Linked DNA regions of Homo sapiens: regions 1 and 3 are each linked to region 2. The links are chromatin loops, found by intact Hi-C in ENCODE. Cell type or tissue: tibial artery. All regions are shown on one strand. Each heading gives the region's core, and the rest is flanking DNA. Links, peaks and the distances in the headings are about the cores only. Region 1 overlaps KCNMA1 (potassium calcium-activated channel subfamily M alpha 1). Region 2 holds the start of KCNMA1 (potassium calcium-activated channel subfamily M alpha 1). Region 3 overlaps KCNMA1 (potassium calcium-activated channel subfamily M alpha 1).

Region 1 (10,579 bases), core at 2,896-7,895, 83 kb after region 2:
ATACTCCCAGCGTAGCCCTGGAGCTTCACTGCAACTGCTATGTTACAGGAAGTTGTACCAGCAGCTCTACACTAAGGTGTATAGTCGGTGACCACTTTAAAGAAAGACTCATTAGAAAGAGGCATTGTTTGGGGAGGCCAACAGGCCAGCTGTTGGGGACCATGCCAGAGGTACTGTGTCAAGGTACCTGGCTTGATGCTTACTTCCCATTGTCTGTTTCTTGAGTTTATTTTGCGCCATCTGCCTTCTTCCACCTGATTTGGAATTCCAGGACTGCTGTGTAGGCTTCTCTTCAGATGAGATGCAGCAGTGTTCTCAACTGGCAGGGGCAGCTTTCTTGGGGGCAGGGACTGGGCATCTGTGTTATCTATCCTGGGCCCATCTGTTTCTTTCCCCTTGACACCCACCACAGGGGTCTGTGTACAAGAGGGTTGGTTGATACCAGTTTTAATGAGGGAACCTATCTTCTTGGAACCATCCAGAAGCTGTGGTCTTTTTCCCTGGAACACCCCACCCCCGACATCCCAGTGCTGGATTCAAGCTGGTGAACCACAGGTCAAAATTTTCAGTTGCTGTCTTCCAGGGCCTTGGTTGTTCCATTGTCCCCTCTCCCTGTACCAGGATCATCGTGATCCAATGGATTTGATGGAGTTGCTACACCCAGCTTGGCGTGCAGAGGTGTTTGGCACATCCCTGCCTGTGGAATTCTACGCTCTAAGGGAGATGCTGCCAGGGTATTACCTGATTCACGAGGCATGTCCTACCATCTGTGTTATATTTTTTTTAAGATCAGAATTATGAATATTTCAGGAGTCATCTGGGATCTGAAGAAGCAAGAACCCACTTTCTGAGTCTTTTCCTTAACCATTCATAGGGGGTAAGAAATGTCACAGGTTTGTTGTGAAGGTCAAATGAAAGAGAACTTGAGAAAATTTGCAAATCCTTCAGTTCAAGGTGAAAGAAGGTAATTTATTATTAATTCATATTGTTATTATGTAGCATTTCTTAGAATATGTATACCAAATGCCTTTTTTGACTGGTGCAATCTTTCTATAATTCCATTCTGGGATGTTAGCTTATTTGCTTAGAGAATGGTGTAAAGAGGGGAGCCCGAGGCCGGCAGATCACCTGAGGTCAGGAGTTCAAGACTAGCCTGGCTAACATGGTGAAACCCTGTCTCTACTAAAAATACAAAAATTAGCCAGGTATGGTGGCGGGCACCTGTAATCCTGGCTACTAGGGAGGCTGAGGCAGAATTGCTTGAACCCAGGAGGCGGAGGTTGCATTGAGCTGAGATCATGCCATTGCATTCCACTCTAGCCTGGGTGACAAGAACGAAATTCCATGCAAAAAAAAAAAAAAAAAAAATCACTTCCTGGGCAGTCTGAATTTCTTAACCTGCCCCAGAGAGCTTAAAAACTTTAGAAAATGTGGAGGATCCACTTTTTAAAAAAATATATATATCCTCTGTTCATTTCTGGAAGCCCTAAGGAGGATGAGAGTTACATTCTCTGTCACTGCCCAAGATTCTCTCATGAACTGTATAAACAGTGTTGAACTACATGCTTGTCTCATAAACCCAGTTGGGCAAATATTATAGGCCTATTTCTGTCACCTCTGGCTGGTGGAGTGTTTGTATTTGTCCACACATCCTTTATGCCCAGGGCACGCCCTGGATAGGAGAAGCTTGTGCCCTCCCAGATGGAAAATGCCCATAACTCATCAGCCCAACATTGGACTGCTAATTGTAGGCCTGGATTCATAGTGTTCTTGAAAGCTTCAGGGTGAGATTAAACTGCCTTTTGACAGTGATTGACAGCTTTCAAGATTGAAATAATGAGCCTGGAGCCCCCATTCCCTGCAAACCACTCTGGAGTTAATTTCCTTGCATTCTTCCTACCTTCCAGAAACCTGACTCCTGTGCAGCTCTGTGTTCAATGGATGTCACATCTATCTTTTGCTCTTTTGCCAAAATTAATTGCCAGCATTATCCAAGGGAGTCTCAAACCAATCAGGTCTTGCAGCTAGAGGATCATCAATATAATACATGCTCTATTGCCTCAGTGACTTTCAGTCTCTGCCCTGGCAGGGGTCCTAGGAGATTGGTTTGAGGCATTGCAGTTTGATTGTGCTTGTGATTGATGGGCCGGAGGCTGGAGCTGAGGAAATGCCCCAAGGATTACATTTTCTTAGGGTGTTTTTGACTCACAGGTGTGCACCACCATGGAATGACTATTGTGTGCGGAGGGAAGATGGTTCCCTGGAGTTGGGCATCAGGCACTTGGTTGGGATGCTCATGACCCAGGGATCCACGCTCATCTTGATCCTCAGTTCTGGGTGTGTCTGGGCCATATTTCCAGAGTCCTGGCTTCCACCAGATGCAGCATAATCACGGTTTTGAAAGCATAAAGAGTCCTTATTGTACTGTATCCTGGTCTTCATCATCATCACTTCCATAGACTGCACTTTACAGGGCATAGAATTCCCTTTTTTTTTTTTTTTTTTTTTTTTGAGATAGTCCCACTCTGTTGTCCAGGCTGGAGTGCAGTGGTGTGATCTCGGCTTACCACAACCTCTGCCTACCAGGCTCAAGCAATTCTCCTGCCTCAGCCTCCCGAGTAACTAGGATTACAGGCACATGCTACTATGCCTGGCTAGTTTTTGTATTTTCAGCAGAGATGGGGTTTCACCATGTTGGCCAGGCTGGTCTCGAACTCCTAAACTCAAATGATCCACCTGCCTCGGCCTCCCAAAGTGCTGGGATTACAGCATGAGCCACCGCGCCTGACCCTGAATTGACTTTTAATTCCTCGCAATTACTTTGAGAACTATAATACCATTTTTAAAGGTGAAGACACAGGCTCAGAGAGATTGGGTAATTTGCCCATGGTTCCTCTGATGGTAACTGGCAGAAAGGGGAACTGACCGGAAATCCAAGCCCAAGCTATTTCTCTCTGTCCACACCATATGTCAGCTGTGTCGATTCTTATGCCATCCTCTTTGAAAAGAACTCAGAGTGCTTTTGAAAACCCACATTTTGCAATTGCTGCTTTATAGAGTGTCAATGTTTGTCTAAGTTAATTCTCAGGTAGTGACGATCAAAGATGTAACAGTTCATCCAGGGTTTACCTAGTTAATTCCAGCACAGAACCAGAAACAAGATTTCTGGCCTCTCTAGCACTAACCTCTCCAGATGCCTTCCATGAGGCATATGTGTGTGCTAGAGGCATGGAGGAGCTAAGTTTGGGTCTCTGTACTGTTCCCTTCTCATCTGTTTAACCTCCAAAGTATTGTACCATGTTCTCTGTGTCCAGTGGAAAATGATGTTTTTACATTGCATCATCTGTCATTCTTAACCCCAGAGTGGGGCTGGAGTGTTGGAACACTTCAGCACAGGACTCTGTTTAAAGCTGTGAGAAGCTCTTTTTGTTTTTCTAAGTCGGCTGAACTAGTAAAACAGTTTTACAACTGTGTTTTCAAGTTCTGTTCAGAAAGACAAGCTTGAAAAAATAGGTGATGCTGAAGTGTCATTTTAGTAAATTTTTTTTCCCTGTTAGAAGAGAGGTTGGCTCTTCCTTGATTCTAATCTTTAGGTTATTTCTCCAAGAGCTACCTTTCTGTTTTTTTTCTTTCTGCCCCATGAGGTCTTCAGTCCTGGATACTCTCATCCTATAATAGCCAGAAATGACCCTTGATCCATGGAGTTTGACTTGGGCTGAAATCAAGTTTCAAGAAATACCACAGGGCCTTGTGACTTTGTCACATGTCACCCTGGCCTGTGAGGGGGCCGTCTGACTCCCGCCCTGAAGTGTATCAGTCACATGCCCTTGTTTGTCTGCCCCCTCCCCAGCTCCCCAGCCCACCTCCCTATGTCAGTGTCCTCTTTCTTAAATCTGCACTGGACTGGGGAAGTTCTTCATCTGATGCGTTTTCCTGTGGTGTGCGTGCGTGTGTGTATGTGGTAAGAGTGAAGAGATGATCAAGGAAGATTGAGGCAGCTCGAATTTCATTATGAACGGTTCTTCTGAGAAGAGAAGTCACTTTCATATTATGAGAAAAGTTAGGAAGAGGTCAATGCCAACCTGCACCCCTCTGTGATTGGCTATCCCCTTCACCTGCCTTGTGTAATGTTGCCCCCTTTCCCTAAGACCCCCAGGAGGGCCTAGTTTGAGAAAATGGGCCGTAATGGTTGACTGTGCCCGAGAGATCAGGCTCTTCCATGTGCGGAGGAGTCTTTGGAGATGGCACCGTTTCCAGGAACAGGAAGGCCTTGGAAAGTTTGTGGGCTCCTTGGGCAGAGGCAAAGTTTCTTTTGGACTCTTCCTTAGTCTTCCTCATTTCCAAATTTCAAAAGTGTTTTCTCTTTCTCTTTCTTTCTTTTCTTTTCTTTCTTTCTTTTTTTTTTTTTTTTTTTTTGAGATGGAGTATTACTCTTGTCACCCAGACTGGAGTGCAGTGGTGCAATCTCGGCTCACTGCAACCTCTGCGTCCCAGGTTCAAGTGATTCTCCTGCCTTAGCCTCCTGAGTAGCTGGGATTATAGGTGCACACTAGCACGCTCAGCTAATTTTTGTATTTTAGTAGAGAGGAGGTTTTACCATGTTGGCCAGGCTGGTCTTAAAACTCCTGACCTCAAGTGAGCTGCCTGCCTTGTTCTCCCAAAGTGCTGGGATTATAGGTGTGAGCCACCACACCCAGCCCAAAAGTAATTTCTTTGGACTCTTCCTTACCTCATCAGAGAGGAGCTGCTACTTTGTTGCCACAGACTGTCCTCAGAGAGCCTTTGATCCTGTCTCTGCTGTTCCCTGTGCTGCAACCTGGGCTTTCAGCAGGCGAAAGACACAGCAGACCTGCCCATAGCTGTGGGCAGTCCGGCTTGGCTTGTTACCAAGAGATTTACTCAGCTTGCTTTGAAGAGCTTGTGTCGCCCAGTGAGGAACCCTGTGGGCTTCTCCTTCCACTCTGTGTTGCCAGTGGCCTACATCTGAGCTGCCCATCGTAGCCACAGTATCATCTGTTGGAACCTTAAAAAAAAAAAAAGTCGATCCCTGCTCAAGACCTACAAAACTGGAATATCCAGGAGTGGAATATCAAATCTGTGTTATTGAACCCAGATCCACAGGGAGTTCTGATGCTCTTCTAGGTTTTAGAACCATGTCTGTTTACTCATTTACTAGCCAATGGGGAAGCTGGGAGGAGGGGCAAGATGACACTTGGGTGGGGCCTTCTGTCCTTTTGGTTACCTTGAGCATAGCTCCTGGCCTTCCTGGTGAAACAGCCTGCTGCTGACCTTGAACCTGGGGTGGGTTCAGCAGGACCCTCTAGTCCCTGATGGGGCATCCCCTGGGAGTAGGCTTGAAGTAGAAGCAGCTTTCTGGGTGTGGGATGCCCCTGAGACATAGCAGGTGGGCTCACTGCTGAGTAACTAGAGGTGCCCAGGCCCTGACTGGGTGTGCATTATGGAGGAACAGCTTGGTGCACTGCCTGCAGGGTTGCCTGGTGACTGCCCAGCAGGAGGGAGGCGAGGGCACTTCTTGGGCTGGTGCTCACTGCTGACCCAGTGGAGGGAACATTCATCTCACTAGAGGAGTGTCAACGGCGCCTGGTTCCTGCCTTCTCAGCTCCCAAGTGCCCCTTTCCTTGCTGCAGCAGGAGAGGAGACTTGGCCAATGGGGGAAGAGTCATTTATCCATGAGCTCCAATTCAGGAACATTTGAAATATTGACAGGCTGCCTTTTAAAACATTTACAACAAAAATAGTTTTATGGAGTCCCACGGGGGAAAAAAAAGAAGAAAAAGTTATATTTCTGATTTCACTCAATAAAGGAATGATACTGAGAATATCAGCTTTGTTATTTCATCACTAAAATGTTAATGTCTGTGCTGTTTGGGAAGTTGCAATGCAGAGGCAGCTTTCTCCCCGCCTCCCCACCCCGCCACCCGGCGTTTTTTTGTTTTGTTTTGTTTTTTGTTTTTTTGAGACAGGGTCTTGCTCTGGGGTACAGTGGTGCAATCTCAGCTCACTGCAACCTCCACCTCCTGGGTTCAAGCGATTCTCATGCCCCAGCCTCCCCAGTAGCTGGGACTACAGGTGTGCACCACCATGCCTGGCTAATTTTTGTATTTTTAGTGGAGACAGGGTTTCACCATGTTGGCCAGGCTGGTCTTCAACTCCTGGCCTCAAGTGATCGGCCTGCCTCAGCCTCCCAAAGTGCTGAGATTACAGGCGTGAGCCACTGCGCCTGGCTAACCTTTTTGGATTCTTAAATGTGTTCATGGGCTGCATCAGGAAGCCAGGCCACCGCTGGTCCCTAGGTCTGGGGTGTTCACAAGAAAAGAAGATCATAAACATCATGTCAAAGGCAGGAAAAACAAAACTCTGCCCTCTGTGGTATTAAGTCCCAGTACTTGAAATTCCAAATGTCCAAAGGGGAGCAGAGAGCAGCACACACATGTATCAGTTGCTTGTCCACCTGGTAGTTGAGTGCCTTCACTGGGTATGTGTGGTAGCTACAGCCTAGACAGTACTGCTCTATGCTGGGCACTGTGCTAAGTGCTTGCCCTATATTAACCCTTTTAGTCTTCCCTACATCCCTGAAATGTGTTTATGCACTTCTTGTTCCTGTTTTCATATGAGGAAGCAGACCCAGAGGATGAAGTAATCTTATCGAGGTCACACAGCTGGGAAATGGAGAAATTAAGATTCAAACCAGACAGGCATCCTCCAGAGCTAATGGTTTAATCCAGGCACTGAGTTGCCTTTTCCCAAAGTAGAGGATAAGTCAGTCAGGCAGCCACGGCCCTCAGGGTACCTCCAGCACACCTCATGCTGGGCCCCTTTGTAGTGGCTGGGCTCTCCCCTTGAAGAGTTTTCTCCATCTCTTGGTCTACAATCTAGCTTCCCAGCCTTCTGCAACCAAATCCTTTCCTTACTGGTCAGAAATGCCTGGAAATTGCAGATTAGTTCAGGGAGATTTTTCCCACCATGGGTCAGAGAGATTTTTCCCACCATGGCTCAGAGAGGTCTGAGCCTCTCTGTCACTGACATTTGACCTCATCCTCGTCACTTCTGGCCTTCCAGTGGGGCTGGTCTGTTCTAACCATCTGTAAGCTTAGAACTGTACGGTCCCCTTTGTGGAAATCTGCTTCCAAGAGTGGTCCCTGGAAGGAGAAGGTGACTTCTACATCTGTCCTCTGGTTGATGGCTTGAATAGATGTGCTGGCCAGGTTGGATTGGAAGGTCTCAGTCTTCCCAGCAAGCTCCACACACACCATGCTTAGGGGAAAGAGGCTCTTCCTTGATGGCTCCAGGCTGCAGCATCAGTCGAATCCTAGCTAGAATTTTGAAGCATCATTGTGCTCATCAGAAATATTTAATTAAGGCTGCATATTAACAGTGTGTTTTTCCAGGCCCTAGGCAGGACCAGTTTAGTTGGAAACGGTTCCTGGCCACATGGAGAGCAGTGCCTCAGATTGGAGGTGGAAAGAGCATCAACTGTGGGGCACAGGGATTTGGGATCCAGTCTGTTTCTGCTCTTCTTTCTATAGGTCTGAGTTTTCTCATCAGTAAAATGAAGCCATTAGAAAGTTGGAGCTTTTGAGATTTTTGCTGGGTATACATTTGTCCAGAAGTATCTTCCCACCATGGCTCAGGGGGTCTGTGCCTCTGTCTGTGACATATGATGAATTTTTAAAATTGGATACACAGAATTCTCTAGGGAGAGAGAAGAATGAAGGTAAATGAGCCCTTCCTCTGTCCTTCCCCTGTACATATAAGAGCATAATTTAAAGTCACCCACTTTAAGTACAATATTTACTTAAACTTGCATAGGTTTTTCCTGTCACTCCATGATACATGTTTTATTTAATATAAAAATAGTGGTAGCTGGGTGTGGTGGCGTGTTCCTGTAGTTCCAGCTACTCGGGAGGATGAGGTGGGAGGATCACTTGAGCCTAGGAGTTTGAGAGCAACCTGGGCAACATAGCAAGACCCTGTTTCTACAAAAAAATAAATAGGAATAGCGTTCTTCCCACATCTCTGAATCAGTTGAATACTCTATGAGTGTGTCCCCTGAGTGGGCTTTGTATGCCCCTGACTCCAAAATCTTGGTTGGAGTCTTACATCTGGGAGGTGAAGCTTGAGGGCTAGGGCCCATGTACTGCTTGGGTTGTGGGGGGAAATGTATAAAAATAGCCCCCCACCTGGACAACCTCAGAGTCTTATTTTCACACTGCTTCTAGCATCTGCCTTCATGGACCTAACAATTATGTCAACATCCTACCTTGAAAATGCTCCACTTCTGAAGATGTGCTTCGAGGGAGTACACACAATCCTTGCCACTCCCCCAAGCCTTGCTTCTGCCCAGACGCGGCCTGGTTCCCTGGGGAGAGGCATGCCTGAGTCTGCCGAGACGCCTGCTCCAGAATGTTTTCAGGGCCCGTTCCAGCTCTTAGGTTCTGTGGATCTACGTGAGATCACAAAGCTGAGACAGGCACACTGACAACTGGGTAGATGGCACAACAGTAAGTTAATCCAGGAGATAAAAGAGAAAGCGAGACAGGAAAGAATAGGGTGAAATCCCAGAGGGAGCGCCAGGGCCCCTGGGACTTCCAGTTGCTTCCAGCGGCAGAAAGAGGACAGCTCCAGCTGCTACAGCACCTCCCAGGACCAAACATGGGGAAGTCTACCCAGCAGGTGCTGGGAGAGAGGCAGCCCCAACCAGAGCCAATATCAGATGGGAGTTCCTAGGGGAAGATGATCCCACTGGGCTTGGGAGTAGGCTGGGATCCCTCTCTTCTCCAACCCTTCACTCTCCCATCCAGTGCGCTCCTGTCTCTTCCTTCTCTTCTTTTCTCCTTTGCTCTGACTTGGTCCTGGTGGTGAAGGACCAGATGTGAGCATCACTGCCTGGCTTGGGAGAATCTCTTGGGTGGCTGGGCTGGGGGTGCGTGCACAATGCTGAATCTTACTCCATTTGTTTTCAACTTATTCTTGCTCCCTTCTTAGCATCCTGCTCTTCTAAAAAGGAAACTGTGATTTCCCTGAATAAACTAGTGCTTTCATTGTCCAGCATTGGCAAGGAGGAAAATGCTCTGAGAGGGCAAAAAGTAGTTGGATGACCCTGACTCTCTCCAGCTTCACCTTCCTTTGGGAGAATTTCTCACGTATTTAGTACGAACACCTACATACTAGTTTTAAGGTGGTGCCATTTTCCTCTAACTGTGGTGGGCCAAGCTTGGGTGCATGACTTTCTAACCTTTCGCTAATTGTCTATGTTGCGTTGAGAGTCTGGTGGGATGTTTAGACAGGACGTTACTGAAAATGTGGAGACAGAAAAAAGGAAATGAATGGAGGCTGACAGAGCTAGATAACTGCCCTGTAGGGCATAGCTCATCTTAGCTCACAGACCCTGCCAGAGTCCTCATTTTTTTGGCCTTCTTCATGGGCTGGGTTCGCTCTTCTCACTGCAGCCCACAACTGGTTATCCACCCTTCTAAAAATCCCCTGCTAGGAGAGTTCAGCCCAAAGAGGCAGATAGGAGGATCACCTCTTCCAAGGAGTTTAAGGCCTCTCTTCTGGGTGCTACTTTCCTGTTAGATGCTTTCCTTTTCTGTGATGATTGAACTAGGGAAGGAGAACTTCCCTTCCCCATCTAGGGAGAGAGACTTCCTCTCCATCTGAAGGGTCCTGGCCTTACTCCTCAAGATAATGGAGAAGAATTTAATATAGTAAATTCAACATCTCCAGCCAGTATGGGAGATATCATAAGGGACAGGACACATATTTCCTTTTTAGCTCCAGTGCTCCAGGCCTCAGCTTCCTTGTTTGTGGAGTATGCATATTTAGAGTTCCTACTTCAGTGTTGAGGACTCTCTGTGATGGTGAGGTTAATACATACAAGGCATTTAGAATAGTTCCCAATGAATGACTTTTATCAGTGATGTGTTCCCAGCAGGTCTGCTCAGTGTGTGAGTCTAGTCCATGAATGGCCCAGAGTGGGAAGATAGCATCACCATCCACGACTCAAGTGAAGCACATCATGATTTTTCAAAGTATTCATCTATGCATCCCTTATTAGTTTCCATACCAACCCCAGAGTGTAAGCTCCACAAGGCAGGGAATTTGTCCATCTTGATTGCCACTATATCCCAAGTGCTTAGCATAATGTCTGACTCATAGTAGATGCCCAATAATTACTTGTTGCATGACTGAGCTCTGTGAGTTAGATGGAGTGGGTAGTATTAATCCATTTGACAGAAGAAGAAAGTGAGTCCCAGAGACATGATATGACTCTTCTAAGGTTGCATCAGGAGTTAGCCACAGAGCTGGGGCAAGACCCTGAGTCTCCTCAGTCCTGATGCAGTGCTCCATCCCCAGTGTGCTGTTAGATCTATCAAGAGTTGTGCCTGCTGGTAGGTTGGAAGCAGGGAATAAACCCTGAGCTGCCACCAGGTCAGCTTCATGGATTCCATTGACCCTGCTTCTCTGGGCCTCTGTGCACACCTACATGTGTACATGCTGGGAGTCAGAGGCTGTAGAGACTGTAGACTAGTGGCATCTGCTACATGAAATCCTGCCA
Region 2 (10,579 bases), core at 3,784-8,783:
TGCCAGTTGGAGTACAGTGGTGCGATCTTGACTCACTGCAACCTCCATCTCCCCAGTTCAAGCAATTCTCCTGCCTCAGCCTCCTGAGTAGCTGGGCTTACAGGCATGCGCCACCACATCCAGCTATTTTTTTTTTTTTTTTTTGAGATGGAGTCTCGCTCTGTCGCCCAGGCTGGAGTGCAGTGGCGCAATCTCGGCTCACTGCAAGCTCTGCCTCCCGGGTTCACACCATTCTCCTGCCTCAGCCTCCCAAGTAGCTGGGACTACAGGCATCCACCACCACGCCCGGCTAATTTTTTGTATTTTTAGTAGAGACAGGGTTTCACTGTGTTAGCCAGGATGGTCTTGATCTCCTGACCTCGTGATCCACCTGCCTTGGCCTCCCAAAGTGCTGGGATTACAGGCGTCAGCCACCGCGCCCAGCCAATTTTTATATTTTTAGTGGAGATGGGGTTTTGCCATGTTGGCCAGGCTGGTCTCGAACTCCTGACATCAGGTGATCTGCCCGCCTCAGCCTCCCAAAGTGTTGGGATTACAGGCGTGAGCCACCGCGCCTGGCCACTACTGCACTTTTTTACTTCACAAAGAGACTGTGAAGACCAAGGGTGGTTAGAAAGAGGGATACTGCTGACTTTAAAAGAAAACACAGTGGTGATTCAAGGAAGGGCAGGGTTACTGGTGGCAGTAACAGTTGAGATCTGACATCAAGTCATAGTAATAACATGAACTTTGTTAGCTGCCTTTATCCACAACAGCTTATATGCTGGTAGGACTGGTAACTAGATAATTCATACTGTTGAAGCTGTAGGGTTTTGTTGTTTTTTTATCAATTTTTCTTATTTTTTTAAGTGACAAAAAGTGTGTTTATGGTGTACATGATGTTTCAAAATACACATACATTGTGGAATGGCTAACTTAAGTAAATTAACACATGTATTACCTCACATACTTATCATTTACCTGTGATGAGAAGACTTAAAATCTCTCAGTGGTTTTCAAGTATACAAAAAAACATTGTTTATCCACAGTAGTCACCATGTTGCACAATTAGATCTCTTGAAATTATTCCTCCTGTATAACTGAATTTTTGTATCCTTGGACCAACATCTTCCTGATCCATGCCTCCTTCCTACTCCCTGTAGTTTTTTTTTTCCAGCAGGGTTTTCCTCTTGGAATTTTCATATCTCAAATTTCAGACTGTTAAATTAAGTCCCTTTTTTGAACATTCATGAAATAATGTCATGTGCCAGGAAAATCCACCAGAGGGCGCTAGATCATTTAAAGAGTCACCACCTGGCTTCTCCATCGCAAAATCGCGAAGATTGATGTCAGAGTATTGGAACTAGGTCCAGGTTGGAGGAAAAGAAAATCCATTGCACATTAATTGCGATGCTGGCCAACATTTTAGCAAATAATCTTTTTTGTTCTCCTTTTACCTTAGTCACTCTGCTTTTTTAGTATGTATGTTTATGCACTTCCTTTTACTTCTTTTAAATCAGTTAGGACTGTTCAGATTAGAATATTTAAGCTTGAAACCTCTGATTTGCTTTGAGAGCTGCCATAGACACACATGCACATGGTACAGAGGCTGCCCTTCTCTCTGGGAAGCTTTTGAATGAATTTAGAAATAAAAATAAGGCTCGTGGTGTTTTCAGAACAGAGGGTGAAGTTTCTACTTCTGTTGAGACTTTCAGTTCTTGTGCAATGGACCTCAATTTCCAGCCTGCAGACACACCTACATTAGGGGAAGATGTGCTGGGCTTAGAGTGCTTCTCTATACCTTTCCCATTTCCAAGGCTGTCCAGGGACTGGCAAGAAAAGGAGTGGTGTTGGGTAGTCAGAGAGCTCATTTAGGCTGGAGGGGCTCTGCTGTGCCCTGGAGTCTGGCCACAGTCTGGCTGTGGACATGCTGTGGACAGCATGACATGCAGGCATGTGCACATACAATTACGAGCTCAGGGGTCAGAAGATCTGGTTAGACTTGCCTGTCCATTTTTGGGGTCACAGTAATTATAGTTAAGATCTGTATAATATTTCCTTCCTTCCTTTTTCTTTTTTCTTTCTTTTCTTTCTTTCTTCTTTCTGACAGTTTCACTCTGTCATCCAGACTGGAGTGCAGTGGTGCAATTTCGGCTCACTGCAACCTCCGCCTCCCGAGTTCAAGCGATTCTTATACCTCAGCCTCCCGAGTAGCTGGGATTACAGACATGTGCCACCATGCCCAGTTAATTTTTGTATTATTAGTAGAGATGGGGTTTCACCACGTTTGCCAGGCTGGTCTTGAACTCCTGACCTCAGGTGATCCCACCGCCTCAGCCTCCCAAAGTGCTGGGATTACAGGAGTGAGCTACCATGCCCAGCCTTCTTTTTCATCCTCACATATAACCCTTCGAGGTAGGCAGGGAAGTTTCTGGCTTTATTTTGATTGTATAAATGAAGAAACACATCAAATCAAAGATACCTAAGGTTCCTTTTAAGTTTGAGGTTCTGTCTGTGCAGAGCCTTTTCCTAAATTTGTAATGCCAGGGGCCAAGTTTTCTGGAAGTGGTGCAAAAGTTTGTGAACAATGTGGAAATGGCCAGAGAGAACTGGGCAAAGGCCTGGGAATGTCTATTTCTGGTGGATGGTAGCACTCTCTCAGTGCTTACCAGCCAGGCCATTCAGGGAGGAGGTGAGAGACTGGGGATTGTAGGAAGGAAAGGATATTGACATCAACACTGAGAGTTTCTGATGATTCCTGACTAAGCCGAGGCTTTGGACAGCACAGAAGTTGCTAAAAGCTTCAATCAGCAGAGGCAGGGGTGATGAAGAGAGCAGGAGATGGCATCTGAGGGGCCTCCAAGCACCCTCTCCAAAGATGCTGAGGTGATGAAGGTGATGATGGAGGAGAAAAAGCTATAGATCCTGCAGTTGGGGTGACAGAAGTCACGGCCATCGGCTGCTTACCAGTAGACCCCAGACTGGCATTTCAGGGGAATCCAGGCTGTAGGGAATGTCTAAGAAGGCCCCAGAGGGGATTTGCTGGTTTGCAAAATTTCAATTTTGTGGGTGAGGGAATCCATTCTGGAGGTTTCATATCCCACTGGGGAGACAGTCCTATCCTTTGCTGCCCTTTTTATGTTCTGGGTGTTTTATTTTTAAATTTCAAATCTTGGCCTTGATTTAAGGAATGTCCTTAACTTTCTTGGCATTGCTGAGGCACAAAAGCAGCAAACTACAGCCATTGAGAGGCTAATAAAGGAACCTCAATGCCATAGTCACCTTCCTGCGCATCCCCACAGCACTTCTGGGTCCCGCTCCCCCAACCCAGTACCAGAAAAGGCCCAGGGCCTTTGCATGCTTGGGTCTGGTGTGGCAGGGATGCATTCAGAGTGGCTGAACACAGAGGCCGAGGTTGGAGGTACTATGGGATGGTATGGAGAGGAGGCTCAGACAATTCCATTTTCTGGAGCACACTTTCTGCAGCTCCCTTTTACATACACTTCTTTTTGAGAACCAAATACTCAAGAACTCTTACCTCATTCCATTTTCTCCTTTGACTTTGGCCTTGACTCTTTCTTAGTGGATGTGTACTCTAAACCCAATGAATGTATTCCGAATCAAGCAAGAGAGAAGCTTCAAACATCCTCTTCAGCCTCTCTGCCCAGCTCAGCCTCCCTTGCTCGCTCTTCCTTCCAGAGACCTCCAAGGACAAGGGCAGGGCTGATCTGACTCTCACGGAGACAGCCTCAGGTGTAAAGCTAAGGATGCTAACTTGGGCCTTTTCCATGGGAAGAGCTGAAAGGAACCTGAGAATTCCAATTAGGCTTAAACTAATGAGCTGGAAACTTTGGGGAAACCACTGCAGCAATGAGGGAAGAGCGTGATCATCCTCGATTTAATTAGCGCTGGAAAAACTTGGGGTCCAGCTGGTAGCACGAGGACGGACGCTGTTCAGGGGGCGCAAAGTTTCTGAAAGTGTCAGAAGGGGGATTCCCCTGGTGGTGTACGGAGACACGCTACGGAACAAACACGGACTCCTTCTTCATCTTAAGTGGGGAGAAGGGAAGACCCTAAATGGGGAACGGTGAGCCAGAATGAAGTCTGGAGTCCCTCTTCCCCCATCTGCCCTCCTCACGGGATGGATGGAGTCTGAGACTATATGAGAGGAAAGCAACCCTTCAGGGAACTCTATTGTCTATCGGGGCCTGCACTATCCCCAGGCCAGGTCGTCCTTGATCATTTCTGCCTACTCTTTGTTGGGCAGCCTCTGTTGCTAATAAGGAAAAAGGAGAGAAACCACCTGCTGCTGTCAGAGGCCACAGACCACCCGCTGGCCTTCCTGACTCTACCCTCCAGCCACACGCGGGACCCTGGGCACATAGGTAGCAGGAAGAGCGAAGTAGGGGTGGGTAGCTGTGTGTATCCTGGCGTGGGGTCCTCCTCACTCCCGAAGCCCGAGGGTCCTGGGGAGCTCAGCCTGTGGAATCCAGTTGACAGCTGGCCACTCCTCCCCTCCCCACTGGGGGCTCTTTGGGGAAAAAAACGGCCTGACCGGGGCGCCCCGCCGTCCTCCCAGTGTACCCCACCGCTCTCGGCTGGGGGCGCAGCACCTTGGAGAGAGGCGCCTGGCCCCGCGCCTGGGCTGGGGGCGCTCTACCTTGCGCCCTGGGGGTCAGGGGCGCTTGCCGGGCCGCTGCCGAGGGGCCCTGCCCACCCCTGCCCAGCCCGGAGCCCAGGCGAGCCAGCGCGGCGAGCCTCCTCCCCTCCCGCCTGGGTCGTCCTGAGTCCGCGCCCGCTCCAGTTGCTGCAGCTGCTGCTGCTGGCGGCTGCGGGGAGCGCGGGGCGCGCGCCGAAGAGGCTTGGGCGGCGAGGACGGGGACGAGGAGGAGTCGGAGGCGGCAAGGAGGAAGAGCGAGCGGAGGCCGAGGGGCTCAGCGGCGTGGCGACAGGACTAGGGGGTCCCGAGAACATGGGCTAGCAGGCGGCCACGGGCCGGCGGCCGGACGCGGTGAACCTGCCGCGGCCGGGCGCGCACTGGCGCGGCGAGCCGGAGCCGAGCGCAGCCGGGGGAGGAGGGCTGGCGCAGGGGCGCCCGGGCGGAGGGGGCCGATTATCCATTATTAACGAGTTACCACCTAATAAGCGGAGAGCGGCTCGTTAGCCGCGCGGGAGGCGCTCGGGGAAGGGGGTCACCGGCCGAGCGCAGCGCACACCCGTGGCGCACGGCGGGCGGCGCGGCGCCGAGGACACCCGGGACCGCGCGCGGAGCCGGGGCGGGCCCGGGGGCGGCGCAGACCCCGGGCGCGGGCGGCCCGCGGCGCCCCCTGGCTCTCGGCGCTCGGGGCCAGCGCAGCCCGGGGCGAGCGGGGCGCGGGCCGGGGAGGGGGAGCTGCCCGCGCACTCCATCCCCCTCCCCCCCGGGCGGGCGGCGGCGGCTCGCTGTATATATCTCGGCGCACCCCGCCAGGTCGCGCACAGCGCCCCGAGCCCAGGCGCCTCCCCGCCCCCCTCCCGCGCTCCGCGGCGGCGGCGGCGGCGGCAGCAGTAGCAGCAATATGGCTGTTGATGGGTGTTTGGGGTGGCGCTGGCGGCGGGAGGAGCTCCCCCGAGCCCCTGCGCCGGCTGCCCGTTGCTAGCTATGGCAAATGGTGGCGGCGGCGGCGGCGGCAGCAGCGGCGGCGGCGGCGGCGGCGGAGGCAGCAGTCTTAGAATGAGTAGCAATATCCACGCGAACCATCTCAGCCTAGACGCGTCCTCCTCCTCCTCCTCCTCCTCTTCCTCTTCTTCTTCTTCCTCCTCCTCTTCCTCCTCGTCCTCGGTCCACGAGCCCAAGATGGATGCGCTCATCATCCCGGTGACCATGGAGGTGCCGTGCGACAGCCGGGGCCAACGCATGTGGTGGGCTTTCCTGGCCTCCTCCATGGTGACTTTCTTCGGGGGCCTCTTCATCATCTTGCTCTGGCGGACGCTCAAGTACCTGTGGACCGTGTGCTGCCACTGCGGGGGCAAGACGAAGGTAACGCGCGCCCCGGGCGCCCGCCCTCTGCGCCAGCCCCACCGCTTCTCGGCGTCCCCTGCAGCCCACCTCCTCGCTCCGCGCCGCGCCGTGCCTCCCTCCATCCCCGCCTGCCTTCCCCTCGCCGCCTTCCCTTCCCTCGGCTCTCCCGGTGCTCTCGGATCGGGGCAGCGGGCGGCGCGCCGGGGGTGAGGAGTTGCCCCCAGCCAGTGCGCTCCGGGACGCGGACGCTCAATCCTGTCCTCTTGTTTATTGTAGGGTTGTTGGCGGCTGCGGCTGGGGCCGGGGTCGGGGACTCACAGGCTCGGGTGCCGTGGTGCGGGGTGGGGACAGCCAACTCAGCGGGGACGGAGGAAGCTGGGGGCAGCTGGGTGCGTGTTTTGCACCGCTCACCTGCCGGGGCTCGGCTCCTGGCGGTGGGCGAGAGGGAGCACATCCGCCCATACTTTAGGAACCTGTTGGGGAGATGAGTTCGTGGGGTCAGAAAGAAGGGAAAAATCCTTTGGGCAAGGGAGAGAATAATTTTGCACAAGGGAATCCCGGGGGAGGAGCATGGCCCGAGATAACAGGGGGACTTCGAGGGGCGAGAGAAGTTGGGGAGATCCATCCCACTATTGGGGGTAGCCCACGGGGCTGCCACTTTTGGAATGTGTCGAGGTCGCATATCTGATGTAACCTCCCACTCCGTCCCTTAGGTGCTCTAGTGGAACATACCCCAAGTTCTTCGGCCTCTGTTCCTTTGCCCCCAGGCCACCCACTTTGGGTCCCCGGAAATGCCACCAGCAGCGCGGAGCTGGAGCGGGAGTCCGCCTGAGGCCGCGGTTTTACGCGGAGCGTCTTCCCTGGCGCTCGAGGTGGCTAGATGTCGTCGGCTTTAGCTATTCCTGGTGCAGACGCCCACCGGCACTGAGGCTGGCGACACCTTCGATGTATGGTTGCTAGGCTCACTGCCTGGTCTGTAGTCGTGTCCCTAGAGATGTCTTCCCTTCCCCACAGCCACTGGCTGGAGTGGGGGACCCGACACTGATAGAAAACTGCAGAATAAAAAAGAAAGAACTGGAAAAAAGAGAGTGAGCCAGCTGCCTTCTTTCTGAGTAATTCCCATCCTAGGGGACTTCACGCGCGAACCGTTTTGGAGGGAAGGGAAATCCAGGGGAATAGTGCAGGGTAGATACACATTGCAGCCTCCACATGTTCACATCTTTTCTAGTAAAGTTAAACCGAGGACCCCTCAAACTTCTACAGGGCACAGCAACTTGTAGCAGCCTCCTTGGCGGCTGAGAGAAGTAGGGAAGCCTGGGGCTATGGGTGAAGGCTGGCTATGAAAACACCAGGGGGGAAGGAGCCTGTCTCTCCTGATCATTAATTATACATCCTGTTGGGTGCTGGAGCTCAGCTGTGTTTTGTGGCAGCACATTTGTGTTTTGGAAAATACTGGTGTATTGGAACAAAGGGAGAAATATGAAAACCATCATTCTCTTCGTCATTCTCTGGCTTCTCCGGAGGCCTGCAGGTGCTGGTCGGAGAGTTTTCTTTGGAATTACCTTCTCAGCCGTAGAGGTTTCTTCTTATTTGTTAAGGAGGCAAACCTCCCACCTTCCAGAGAAGCCCTCAGGTTAAGCAAAGCCCTATACACCAGATCCCTGACTAGCCTTCCTGCTGAGAACAGCTTATTCCTGGAGCCTTCAAATTCCCACATTCCCTCTCTCCATCCTTCTCCTCCACCTCCCCCAACAGTCTCGGGAATTTTGTTCCCCGGTTTACTGAGATTCAGCGACTGTCTTTAGGGGAAAGATAGCTCATAGTTGTGTGCCTCTGAAATGTTCCCTAGATAGAGTGATCTGGGTGAACTTTTTAACAGCTTGCTTTCTTTCAGGCAGGGGGCAATTTTTATCATAATGAAAACTTTTTCCATGATTGAAAATAAGTTGTGGTGTTTTTGTGAACCTGGGGTCCTAAACACAGCTTCCAAAGTCTTTTTATGTTAGGGGGTACATAAATGCAATTGCAGTGTCTGTAATGAAATGCTAATCCCATCGCACACACAAAGGATCTCCTAAATGATGAGCAAGCATAACTTCTGTCAGTTTACTCAAGAAAATAGGTTTTTGGCAACGATTAGAAAAAACAATTCGTAAATATTTGGCTATGTTTTGTAGCCCCAAGACCTGCTGAGTGGACATAACTGGAAGTGAGTTGCTGTAAGAAATCTGCCAGGGATGAGAGGTGATGGTGGTTTGTTTGGAAGATGTGAGGCCAGTATAGAATGAGTGCAGGTTCCTTTTGATACCGTAAGTCCATTTTAAAGCACACCTAGAATCTCTTGATACCTGCCCCTAGATTTGCTCACTTAAGCCATAGGTAGCCAGCTCATTATATGCAGTAACGGTAAGTTAGGCCTTTTAAAAGCTTTTCTTTCTATGCTTGAGGTCTGTATTTTTATTGCAATTGTGTGTGTGTGTGTGTGTGTGTGTGTGTGTGTGTTTGTCTTTTTTTCTTTTTTCTTTCCAAGTATTTGGTAGTTTTGTCAAGACTCGATACACAGGCATGTATTTGGCTTAAGCTTAGAATAATAATTTTTGTGCTAGATTTCCCAAGAAAACATAGGCTGCCTTTCCAGAAAATTCTACCAGCCCTCAGATGGGTTCACCCTCACCCTCCTTCAGCCCCAAGATGGTTTGATCAAGAGCTGGAGTCCAGAGGAAAGCAGGTCTGAAATTCTGTGGGAGATAAAATTCAGCAAGGAGCTCCAATTTCATGAGCGTTTGGTCTCTGGGATCGCACCAAACCTTTTTGATCAAAGGAACCCAAGACTGTGGACATGCATCGTGGGACATCTCTTCATTAGTACCTTTGGCCTCTGAATCTCAAACAGTGAATGACTTTAGTCTTTTGAAAAGAGTGGCATGTGGACTTTTTCAGAAAGTGAAGAAGAAAACATTACAATTTCCTCCTGTTGGGAACTTGGTCACAGTCATTCCAGTACTGTGTTCTTTGCTGTACTTTTTCACATTATTGTTTTTTTCCTTGTGGGATTTCATCAGAGCTCTCTATTCACTTGGGTGTGACGTTGTGAAGTTCAATCCTGTCATAGACTATATTGAATAGGGAGCTGCTCTGGTAGCCTGAATAAAGCCATGACTTTGAAGAAGTTATTTAACCTCTCTGGTGTCTATCTTTCCTTGTGTATAAAATGTGGGGATTGAATTCTGTGAGTTCTAATGTCCCTTCCTGCTCTGTGATTCGATATAGGAGAGAGGGAGGAGTTGAGGAATGAGGGTTAAAGTTTCTAGCTCAGAATGTGTTTTGCAGTTCCCTAGCAATTCCTTTAGGAATTCAGCCTTGGGACAGTTACATATCTTTATTTCCATCTTCTGCTCGTCTTCCAGCATGTGGTCTACTTCTCTTTAAATAACTGGGGAAACTGAGGCCAACTTCCTGTTGGAGCTGTGGTTTGTTGAGGGGCCTGAGTGTGGCTGGGCATAGAGTTATTTCCATTCTCAGTTTGAGCTGTTGGCCTTGTAGAAGCTTGGGCTTGATCAAGGATGGTCTGCGTGTAATGAATTATCGAGATGTTGTCTCCATGGCTGTGCCTGAGAAAACAACACGTTTTCTCTGTCAGGCTCGTGACTAATATAAATATCAGATCCCATTACAGCTTGGTAATTACCCAGGGTCTGGCCTGACGCAGTCAATCAGGGCTGGAGCTTCAGTGCCGTGGAGCTCTTGATTCCAGATTGGCCCTTGTGCCTCATCTCATCCTGTCCTGGGGATTGGCTGCACCAGATGACCTTGAGATACTCCTTTTTGAGCAGATCACTTGGGGTGGCCTTGGAGGAGTTCTTGGGTCCTAGTCACGGGGGAGCTCCAGCTGACCTGCCCTTGTCCAGAGAGCTCGTGCTCCTCATTCCTTGCTCTCTCTCTCTCTCCTTTTATTAATTTTTTTTTTTGAGATGGAGTCTCGCTCTGTCACCCAGGCTGGAGTGCAGCGGCACGATCTTGGCTCACTGCAGCCTGCGCCTCCTGGGTTCAAGCAATTCTCCTGCCTCAGCCTCCCAAGTAGCTGGGACTACAGGCGCACGCTGCCACACCTGGCTAATTTTTGTATTTTAAGTAGAGACGGGGTTTCACCACATTGGCCAGGATTGTCTTGATCTCCTGACCTTGTGATTCGCCCACCTTGGCCTCCCAAAGTGCTGGGATTACAGGCGTGAGGCACGGCGTCCAGCCCCTGGCCCTCTTTATGGAAATGCACACTTTAGTACAAGACTCTGCAATCAGGCAAACCCAAGTTCAAATCATGGATCTCACATTTATTAGCAGGGCATCTTTGACTGCCAACCATGTTGAGCTTTGGTTACATCACCTATACCAAGAGCATACTGATGCTTACTTTGTAGGGTTCTTATAGGGAGCAGGAATAATGGGCACATAGCACCCTGCAAATGCCAGACACTTAGCAGGCCTCTTGTAAGTGGTAACTATCATAGCTTCATGAAGTGCTGAGTTTATTTTCCCTTTGATTCATTGAACTTATAGCCCCTGAAGGGCGCAGACTATAACAAATAAAGTTTTTGAGCC
Region 3 (10,579 bases), core at 2,136-7,135, 50 kb after region 2:
AATTCCACAGGTGTTTGCTGAGGAAGTACTTGCTGTGGCATCCTGGGCTGGGCAAGGTGGGGGATTGATGGGCATGTGCGATCCAGGCTCTGAAATGCAACCACATTCCCAGGGAAGCCAGGAGCACAGGGATTGCATGTAAAACACAGGTGTCCAGTTAGTGGTTTAGAATCTAGACTTTGGATTAGTGGCTCCCAAACCACAGCCTGCTTTAGAATCACTAGGAGGACATTATTAAAACACCAATTGCTGGGTCCCACCCTCAGAGTTTCTAAGTTGCTTGGCCTGGGTGGGGCCTGAGAACTTCCAACAGCAGTTCCAGCAACTTCCCAGGTGGTGCTTATTGATGATGCTGGTCTCGCAACCCTATGTTGAGAAGTATTACTCTAGATGTTAAGAGAACACACAATTTACTGCTAATTAGCAAGAGCCAGGAGGGCTTCCTGGAGGAGGTGGTCAGGCTTGAGTAGGGTAGGATTTTCAGAGGTGGGTCTGAGGCTTGAATCTATACACAGCTGGCTTGCTGCCACCACATGCGATCTGTGGTGCCTTTTGCCTGCCTTTGCCCTGCTGGCACCTGGCCTCACTCGTGGCCTTGTCCAATCCTCTTGGTACATGAGTGATCTTGGCCAGGGGAGTCTGAGCCCCCAGAGGAGGAGGCTGACTAAGCCTTAGAATGGAGTTGACCTTGGCTGGCTGAGATGAAGTCCCTCTGAGGCCTGGACGTGGCCTGCGCTGCACAGCCTGCCTTAATGTGTTTATCTGCCTGGGCCTTGCTCGCTGTCTGCTGGCACCATATGAGGTGTTGCTGTTGAGCTCCGTGGCTCTATTTCTGTTTTCTCGCCTGGCACCAGCACAGCAGGGCAGATGAGGTGTGTGGCCACCCTTGGTTTCTTCCTGGCTCCAGGTTCTTCTTGAGGTGGGCATTTGGTCAGGAAGAACATTTGAGTCTCGCTAGAGTGTCTGGTACAGAAGCAGCTGGACCTTTTTCAGGAGGGAGAGGTTCTGGGAAGGAGGGAGAAAACCTTTAGAAATTTAAATAAATTTAGACTTAGCATCTGGCGGTGGTAGTGAGAGGTGACAGCGTGCTGGCAGTCCTCACAGCCCTCGCTCGCTCTGGGCGCCTCTTCTGCCTGGGCTCCCACTTTGGCGGCACTTGAGGAGCCCTTCAGACCGCTGCTGCACTGTGGGAGCCCCTTTCTGGGGTGGCCAAGGCCGGAGCCGGCTCCCTCAGCTTGCGGGGAGGTGTGGAGGGAGAGGCGCGGGCGGGAACAGGGGCTGCCAGCGGTGCTTGCGGGCCAGCGCGAGTTCCGGGTGGGTGTGGGCTCAGCGGGCTTAGCACTTGGGCCAGCAGCTGCTGTGCTCAATTTCTCACCGGGCCTTAGCTGCCTTCCCGCAGGGCAGGGCTCAGGACCTGCAGCCCGCCATGCCTGAGCCTCCCTGCCCCTCCGTGGGCTCCTGTGCTGCCCGAGCCTCCCCGAGGAGCGCCGCCCCCTGCTCCACGGCGCCCAGTCCCATCGACCACCCAAGGGCTGAGGAGTGCGGGCGCACGGCGCGGGACTGGCAGGCAGCTCCACCTGCGGCCCCGGTGCGGGATCCACTGGGTGAAGCCAGCTGGGCTCCTGAGTCTGGTGGGGACTTGGAAAACCTTTATGTCTAGCTAAGAGATTGTAAATACACCAGTCGGCACTCTGTATCTAGCTCAAGGTTTGTAAACACACCAATCAGCACCCTGTGTCTAGCTCAGGGTTTGTGAATGCACCAGTGGACACTCTGTATCTAGCTACTCTGGTGGGGACTTAGAGAACCTTTGTGTCTAGCTCAGGGATTGTGAACGCACCAATCAGCACCCTGTCAAAAGAGACCACTTGGCTCTCTGTAAAATGGACCAATCAGCAAGATGTGGGTGGGGCCAGATAAGAGAATGAAAGCAGGCTGCCGCAGCCAGCAGTGGCAACCCGGGTCCCCTTCCACACTGTGGAAGCTTTGTTCTTTCCCTCTTTGCGATAAATCCTGCTGCTGCTCACTCTTTGGGCCCACGCTGCCTTTATGAGCTGTAACACCGCGAAGGTCTGCAGCTTCACTCCTGCCTGAGCCAGCGAGACCATGAACCCACCAGAAGGAAGAAACTCCGAACACATCCGAACATCAGAAGGAACAAACTCCAGACGCGCCACCTTAAGAGCTGTAACACTCACCGCGAGGGTCTGCGGCTTCATTCTTGAAGTCAGACCAAGAACCCACCAATTCCGGACACAGTAGGATGTACACACACTTTGTGCGTGTGTGTGTGTGTGTTCAGCCTTCCAGGATCATTTAGGAATTTTTATTCCTTAATTGACATTCAAAACTTGATGGTAGAGGTGAGGAGAGGCCCAGGGAGCTTGGGAGAGGCCACGTTGTTTGTGCAGTTGGAAGACTCTGGGCAGGAAAGGAGCACCACATCCAAGTCAGAGAACACGGGAACAAGAAGGGCCGTCCATGTGCTTCTGATTCAGCCCCATCGTTTTAACTGAGACCTAGAAAACTAAGTACTTGTCCTACTCCAGTGCTGCCTCCCCAGTCATCCATGGCCAGACTAAATTACTCTATCTTTCCTTTGGGCTGCAAAGTCGTTTTATTTATAACACACCTCTCTTGTTTTATAAGTAGCCATGAAGGGGTTTGTTTTACCCACTAGATTAGGGATTGGTACATTACAGGTCGAATCCGGCCCACTGCATGTTTTGTAAATAAAGTTTTATTGGAACACAGATATGCTCATTTGTTCGTGTATTGTGCATGGCCACTTTTGTGCTATGTCAGAGGTGAGCATTTGCTACAGAGACTAACTGGCCTGCACAGTCTGAAGTATTCACTATCCGGTTCTTCACAGAAAATGTTTGCCAGCTCCTCCCCTGGGAGGTGAGCTCCCTGAGGGCAGGAACGGCACTCCGTTTATCTTGCTGCTTCTTGTTTCTTGCTGGTAGTAGGCACTCAATAAATGTATGTTGAATAGGCTTGAAATGCAGTGGATTGATTTGTCAAAGATGAGCGCCAGCCACATGGCTGTTCTGGCTTCCCCAGGTTTCCTCTTGCTGTTTGGCCACTTTGTGCTCCAGTTTTCTCTCTACAGAAAGAAGATAATATTATCTATCTTGCTGAGTTCGTTGATCTGTGGTGAGGGTAGAACAGGATATTAAAATATCTTACTAGAACCTTGGGCCCAGCTTCCGGTCTTCCTGATGGTTTCAATCCAGGCCTAGCACGGGACCTCTGTCTAAAATTCTCTGCTCTCATGGCCCTGCCATTCCTGAGGCACCCTTTGCCTCCAGGCTAAAGTAAACACCTGTCATTCATGATCCTCCTTACTTTGATATGATAAAATATCAGGGCCCAGACTGCAGTCCCACGGCCCTGGACTCCAGACCTACCTGTCTGTCTTGATCTCTCAATCCTCTAGGGCAGCCTTCTCCTACATCCAGAATTTTCTGCATTCTGTCCCCTACATGAATATTGCACTTGTTCTTGGGACCCTATCCCCCTCTCCCTCCTAACTTCCTACCTTGCCCCTTTCTGCCTTTCTGCTCTCAGCCTCCTGTCTGCCCTTGCAGGTCTCTTTTATGTCTGACCTTGCTGGAGTCCTTTGACCTCGGCCAACAGGAGTGACTGTCTCATTTGCCACTTAGGCACTGTCTTAGGTTTTAAATTTTTAATCTTTGTGGCTGCTTGTTAAAAATACAGGGACCCAGGCTTCATTCCCATGGAATTAGAATCTCCAAAGATGTGATCCAGGCCCCTTTGACTTTTAATAAGCTCCTAATGTGGTTGTGATTATGATCAAAGTTTGAGGAAGACTAACTTAAAATAGAGTGCTTTGCAGTATTATTTCTCTTTCTGTGGGACTCTGCTTATGTCTCCAAATAAACTATAAACATCTTGAAGGCAGATCTGGGCCTTATTTTCTTTTCAGAGTGGCACATATATCTGAAGACTGGGGCCGTGAGATGATCTGTCGGTGAGATAACTCCACCTGGGGCCCTGCATCTGATAGGCGCTCAGTAAGTGTTTGCTTGTTGATCAATAAAAGACATGAAAGCACCTGGGAAAGCAAAACAGCCTCTGCAAAGCAGGGCATTATTACTGGGAGCAGATCTGATGTGTACCTTCCACAGATTCCACTGAAGGTGTCCTCAGAGCACCGGACACTCAGGGGCCCGCAGCCCAGACACAGAAAGTCCACTCTGCTGAGAAATGCTCACCAAGCAGAATCCCTCACACTCTCTAGCTTTGTTTTCTTTGATCTCTCTGAGCTTAGGAGGAAAGGCTCCTGTTCCCTCCCTCTTGGCTTATCCCAATAATGCAAAGCCATAGAAGTGCAGGCTGCTGGGGAAAAGTTTGTTTGGACACTTAAGAATGTAGAAAAGGGTTTAGCTTGTATAAAGAGTTTTGCTTTCTCATTATAATGCTTGGAGAGAAGTGCAAATGTTTCATCTCCGCCTACTGAGTTATACTGCCTGTTTACATAAGCCTATATTCAGTGGCCTGAGAAAAGGCTTCTTGCCTTCTTCAGGGCGTGATGGTGCAATCTTGGTGTAGAGTTTCCAAGCAGAGATGATGCTACGGCCTCACGTGGTGGGAAGGCTGTGTGGCAGGAAGAATAAGTTCAAACTGTGCTTTGTTTAGAACTGTTGTGCAAAGTTGTTTCTTCCATCCAAGTATTAACTGGGCCAGACCCTGCTTAGCTGCCAAGATCAGACAAGATCAGGTGTGTCCAGGGTGGTATGGCCGCAGATACCAAGCTATTTCTAACACAAGGATGCTCTCCTTTTATTGAGCAGGGAGAAGACAGCACGTACAGACCAACCATCCTGGTTGTAAACTTGTGTCCTAGTCAGAGCTCTTTCTAGCTGGAGTAGAAAATTCTTAGGCTGTATGTAATGGAAAGAGAGTGGAGTCCAGCAATAAAAACAGATCAGGTAAAAATAGAGCTAGGAGTCAATAGTGAGGGCTGAGTTAGGAGAGTTCTCTGTACTTCCCTAGAGATTTCCAGCCATCTAAGCATACGTGTGAGTTCTTGCTTTGACAAATAAGTACTCCACTGGTATGCACATAGAAACTTCTTTCACCTGTGGGATCATTATTAACATGTTTTATGTGGAGGGAAAAATAAAGATTTTAGAACTTCTTTCTTCCCTCATGTTTTCACTCCATTAATATTAGGCTTAATTATTCAAATTTATTATATTAGAGTCTTATTGCTTAATTTAAAAAATTGAATGGATTATTAGCTTTTTAATAAACAGTGACATTTACTGTCTACTAATGAGGGCTCAAATCATGTAATTTATTGCTGCATCTCTATTTTGTTCATGAAATGAAACAGAAATTACTACCTACTTGAAACTGGACTTGTTTTCTGCGCTCCTATGAAACTGAACAGTGGAGGGTTGCTCGTGAAGGATCTGGGACATGTTTCATATGGAGCACAAGAAAAGGACGTCGAACATGCAACGGTCTGCATCCAGGTGCTAGAACCATTTTGTTTTTCCCTTCATCATCCCTAGAACCAAGAGTGTGGGTGGGAATAGCTCAGTAGAGTGACCATGTGATCCTGTGTTACAACTGAAGACAAAATCTGGCACAGAGTCTCTCCAGTGATGACTATGAAACTGACTGGTGCCCCATCAGATTCAGAAGTGGAGAGTGTTACATACTGATTTCAGAAAAATGTTAGATAAACATTGGGACCCTTTATTATATACCGGGAACAGAAAATGCATGTTGATAAAAGTTTGGGATGTTCCATTTCACTCTGATATAAAGTGTGCGTGGTCAGATTGGTTTCTATTTTTGATAAAAATGAGGTTCTGGAAAGCCATTCTGGCTCATGGGCTTATGAGAAAAAGGTTTTGGAAAGGAGTTTTGGAGTGCTCCCCTACAGAAATAGCACTGCTTTTTAATTGTTCTGTCGCTAGAGCCTTGGCCCCAAATAACAATGCATGAATCTCAGTATTTGTCTTCAAGGAGCTGTGGTCTGATAGGAGCATATAGTATACCTATATGGATGGGTATAACTGAAGGTGGTGAGGACCTGTTTTTAGATGCCTGAGAAATCCAAAAACAAGACAGGGAAGTTGTTCGTCTGGGAATCATGAAGCATGTAAACCTAATTAGGGGAGGTGGCATCTGATCTCATCCTTGCAGAATACATAATTTTTATACAAACAATGTTGAAGAGGTGATGAGAACAGAAAAGCTGGGTAAAGTGCAGAGCATGTTCAAGGAAGGGTTACAAACATTTCTTGAGGGCCTGCCATGTGCACAGGGCACCAATCTAGTGAAAGCAATCTGATAAGAGCTTGGTACAAAACCAAGTAATATAGCTTGTGCATTACCTTCACTCCTCTTACTCCAGTAATTTTTGAGTAAAATAAATGTTGTCTTTAATTATATTAATTCATACAACTGCGACAACGGCCTGGTGAAATCAGTACCATGCTTGTCCTCATATGAGAGAAGAGGAAACAGACATTTTAAGTTAAGCGACTTGCTTCAGGTCACCCGGCTAGTGCGTTGTGGGGCTGAGACTCACCCCAGCCAGTCTGACTGTGCAGGAGTTGCAGCCATTTGTTCCTCTGTTCACCTCCCCCGATAGTCTGAGTGGCCTGAGAGCAGGCATGTGTTTTCGTCCTCTTGGTACTCCTGTCATCCAGCAAACTGCCCAGCATGTGGTCAGAGTTCAGTATGCCAAGTACAAAAGATCTGCTATGGAGATTCTTAAGTGATCAATGGGTTTTGAGGGACAGCTTGGAGAAGGGTAGGGAGGTTGTTCTGGGGTCAGAGAAGAACGTGAGCAAAGGGCTAGAGTGGCTGAGAGGACTGTGCAGGGAGTGCATGCTCCAGTGTCCCTTGGCCAGGTGTGTGGGCTTCCCATAGGGAGCTGGAGGTGATGCTGGAACAGCGTGCTGTGGAAGCCTTAAGTGCAGCCGAGTGCTGGGTTCTCTGTGAGACTTCTTAGGGTCTGGAAGACTGGGTCAGACCTCAGCCTCCTAGGTGATGTCAGACAGCCAGGCCTTCTCCCAGCTCACTCTTGAGTGTCTCTGTCAGAGACAGAGTCAGAGACTGAATGGCGTATGGGCTGGATTTCAGGGAGCATGTTCTTCTTTAAAAACATTTATGGAACAAGGCCAGGCGTGGTGGCTTATGCCTGTAATCCCAGCACTTTGGGAGGCTGAGGCAGGCAGATCATGAAGTCAAGAGATCGAGACCACCCTGGCTAACATGGTGAAACCCTCCCTGTCTCTACTAAAAATACAAAAATTAGCTGGGCGTGGTGGCATGCACCTGTAGTCCCAGCTACTCTGGAGGCTGAGGCAGGAGAATTGCTTGAACCTGGGAGGCAGGGGTTGCAGTGAGCCGAGATTGCGCCAGTGCACTCCAGCCTGGCAACAGAGCGAGACTTAGTCTCAAAACAAAAACAAAAACATTTATGGAACAACTTAAATGTACCACATTCTGTGGCTATAAAGACAAATAAGGGCTTCCCACAAGTCTTACGTATATGTTGGATTGTTGGTGCTTGTTGCTAGGGGAGGACGAGTGGGTAGTGAATACCAAGGCCCCGTCTAAGGTGGTTGGGTGGTTATAAAGCACTGTGGACTGACGGTGTTTCTCTGACCCTAAGGAGCTGACTGGCAGGGTACCCAAGTCCTGCTCACTGCGTTTTTGTAACTGAGCTAAGAACTGAAGAAATCAACAAATTGCCACCAAATCAGATCCTTAGTAATGCGTGATAAAGCATGACATATGAAAGAGGACACAGAATTTAATCATCTTACCCCATAAATCCAGCCCCCTGCAATCTGTCTCTTGTGTGAATAAGACTTCAATTTACAGAAATGGAAAGTTCCTTTTTTATCTACATATGGTTATACCTCCTTTCCTACCTGGAAGGCATTTCCTTGTATTTCCTTCCTGAGTAGTGATCAGGACTTGGGGTTGGGCACCAAAGCCTTTAGGAAGTGGAGTTGGGTGTGTTGGCCTCTCCTGTTGAGTCAGGACTGAGGCTAGGCCTGAAAGGTAGGTGACAAGGTTGAAGCCCCAAACCACTAAGAATCAACACCCACTTCCTCTTCATCTGCTCTGCCCCAGGCCAGGGAGGCAACCCTGAGACCCAGGAGTAAGCTCAATCCTGCTTTACTTGCCTGGAAAGTCAAGTCACTCATCAGAGGAGGAAGAGTCAGTTTCCCTCAAGGATGGGCTCTTGGTCATGAAGCTGACTGCTGTTGTATTACTCAGATTTCAGATCTTAGAAAATTATAGCAGCATGGGCTTTGAAGGCCAAATACATGATCATCACCTCCTTTTGAGATGAGACTCTCCTGGTATGACATCCAGTACTCAGAGATGCCATATGCCTTCTGGACTTGTGTCCCTATGTGAGAAATATTCAACCATGCTCTATCAAGTCTCTATTTGTCAGGACCTGGATTCCAGCAGCCATTTGTGCCCCCGTCCATCTTTCTGTGAAACTGGGCCAGTGATGCATTGACCTCATTTCTGATGGGCTTCATAGTGGGACTAGTTGTGGTCAGACCTGCATAAGACTGACCAGGAAGAAGCCCAACCTGGGAGTCCAAGGAGCAGAAGCAAGGTTCAGGACCAGGGAAGAGCAGGCAGAGCTACAAGGGCCAGGCTCTGAGCAGTAAGAGATTGGCAAGAGCAGCCCTGCTGATGAGCCTGTCACAGAGGTACCATGATAATCCTGGACCAGTGAGTTATCTTTGTAGCACAAAGAAGGTTGGAGGCACAGATTGCTGTGGACTGAAGTAGGAGGGGAGGGAGATGCTCTCGTAATCTCATGTTGCCTGAGTCAGCTTTGCCTTGCTATTGGCGGATGGGGCTGGTGGCCTGTCATGTGTGCAGATGAGTCAGAGGAAGTGGGCCCTCCCTGGCTGGTGGCTTGCCCCATGCCTTGGGGCATAGCTAAGCAGTTGCATGTCTACTAAACAGTCTTATCTGGAAGCAAATATGGAACCAAACACCTGAGCGTCTGCCAAGGCCTCCACCACCAAGGTCAAGAAGTCCCCCGAGGGGCATGGCTCTGTGAGCTGCCCTTGTAGGTGTCCTGGAGAAGCAGGCACTTCCTTGCAGTTGGTCAAGAAGAGGCAATACTTCTTGCTTGTGTTAGGGATTTTAGAGCAGCGGATTTAGGGCATGGCAAGGTTGGGGCTACTTCCGGGGGAATGAACATTTTTTAAAAATTTTACTTTAAGTTCTGGGATACAGGTGCAGAACATGCAGGTTTGTTACATAGGTATACACGTGCCATGGTGGTTTGCTGCACCCATCAACCCGTCATCTAGGTTTTAAGCCCCGCTTGCATTAGGTAGGGAATGAGCATTTCTTCAGGTCCCTAAGCAGAGCTTGAAAATGATGATATCAACTTTAATCACTAGCAATTATTAAGCTCCTCTTCCACATATATTAAGTTGTTTATGCCTCATAATAACCCTGATGCAGGCATCATTATTTCTGTTTTACAGAGGAAGAAACAAAGATATGAAGAGGTTAAATAACTTGCCAAGGCCAATCAGCTAGCGAGCATCAGAGCTAGGATTCAAGCCCAGGCAGACCAGCTCCAGAGCCTGAGCTAGACTCAATGTCAGTGATGATGTCGTTGACCTTCGGGGACAGATTCTGCTTTTGCCCTGGTGGGTCTGGGTTGAGATGCATTGCATTTGATCTTGCTGGAGAAATTTCCAGTCTTCTCAGCCCTGGGAAAATATGTATATTGGAACCTCAGAGCTACACCCTGAGGGTATGTCTCCTGGTTTGCTGAATTTTTAAAAAGAGGTTTTACTCTATGGCCAGCTTTCTTGCCAGGAGATCAGAGACCGATGACAGCTGGCAGAATCGGCCTCTGTTCCAGCTGTCTCCTACCCTTCCTAAAACTCAGATGCTCTTTGAAGCTGTCTTCCTCCATTGAGGAGCATGTGCTTCTTCAGTGACAGCCGGAGAGTGGGACTGGGCTGGCCCCTGTCCTTCTAAGGCCACCACCTGCAGCACTCCTAGTCACCGTTCCAAGGTCACTGTGGAGGAAACAGAAGTGGCCGAGAGAGGAAAGGTGCTTCTCAAGGAGGCTGAGAGTGGAGGGAGTAAGGCAACTGAGCACGGCAGTTGGGTGGGCCCAGGCCACCAACTGTTTGTCCTGCCTGAGTTAAGAGTCCAGAATTGGGGCTGGGTGTGGTGGCTCACGCCTGTAATCCCAGCACTTTGGGAGGCTGAGGTGGGTGGATCACTAGGTCAGGAGATCGAGACCATCCTGGCTAACACGGTGAAACCCCATCTCTACTAAAAATACAAAAAATTAAACAGGCGTGGTGGCGGGCACCTGTAGTCCCAGCTACTGAGGCTGAGGCAGGAGAATGCCGTGAACCCGGGAGGCAGAGGTTACAGTGAGCCGAGATCACGCCACTGCACTCTGCCTGGGTGACAGAGCGAGACTCTGTCTCAAAAAAAAAAAAGTGTTGAGAATTGGGTATCAAACAGAGCCTGGTGTCTGTCCTGGCTTTGGCTTTTAGCAGCCTGGAATCAA

The links. Hi-C counts contacts between places; a loop is a spot of excess contacts. Peaks named below come from ENCODE experiments on the same cell type or tissue, not always from the same donor. Only the 100,000 strongest peaks of a DNase experiment are listed, where the experiment ranks them.
Region 1: it touches region 2 in a loop (3-fold over the local background); 6 of 110 quality-filtered maps call a loop at or near these places.
Region 3: it touches region 2 in a loop (4-fold over the local background); 10 of 110 quality-filtered maps call a loop at or near these places.

The regions. Positions count from the first base shown.
Region 1 is chr10:77,548,435-77,559,013 of GRCh38, reverse strand. All of the region lies in intron 1 of KCNMA1 (potassium calcium-activated channel subfamily M alpha 1), which reads left to right. Among named protein-coding and RNA genes, the nearest start is that of KCNMA1, 84 kb to the left of the region's middle. In tibial artery, for the core only: a CTCF peak has its summit at 5,528; DNase peaks (open chromatin) are centred at 3,843, 5,503, 6,803, 7,323 and 1 weaker place; H3K27ac peaks cover 5,000 bases.
Region 2 is chr10:77,632,684-77,643,262 of GRCh38, reverse strand. KCNMA1 (potassium calcium-activated channel subfamily M alpha 1) reads left to right here and starts at 5,455. Exons shown (of 28, transcript NM_001161352.2): 1 at 5,455-5,998. The coding sequence starts at 5,621. In tibial artery, for the core only: CTCF peaks have their summits at 5,543, 6,204 and 6,425; no DNase peak of the experiment used is centred there; H3K4me3 peaks cover 4,641 bases; H3K27ac peaks cover 4,887 bases.
Region 3 is chr10:77,581,245-77,591,823 of GRCh38, reverse strand. The region is part of intron 1 of KCNMA1 (potassium calcium-activated channel subfamily M alpha 1); the gene reads left to right. It also overlaps the pseudogene RNA5SP321. Among named protein-coding and RNA genes, the nearest start is that of KCNMA1, 51 kb to the left of the region's middle. In tibial artery, for the core only: a CTCF peak has its summit at 4,647; a DNase peak (open chromatin) is centred at 4,612; H3K27ac peaks cover 4,190 bases.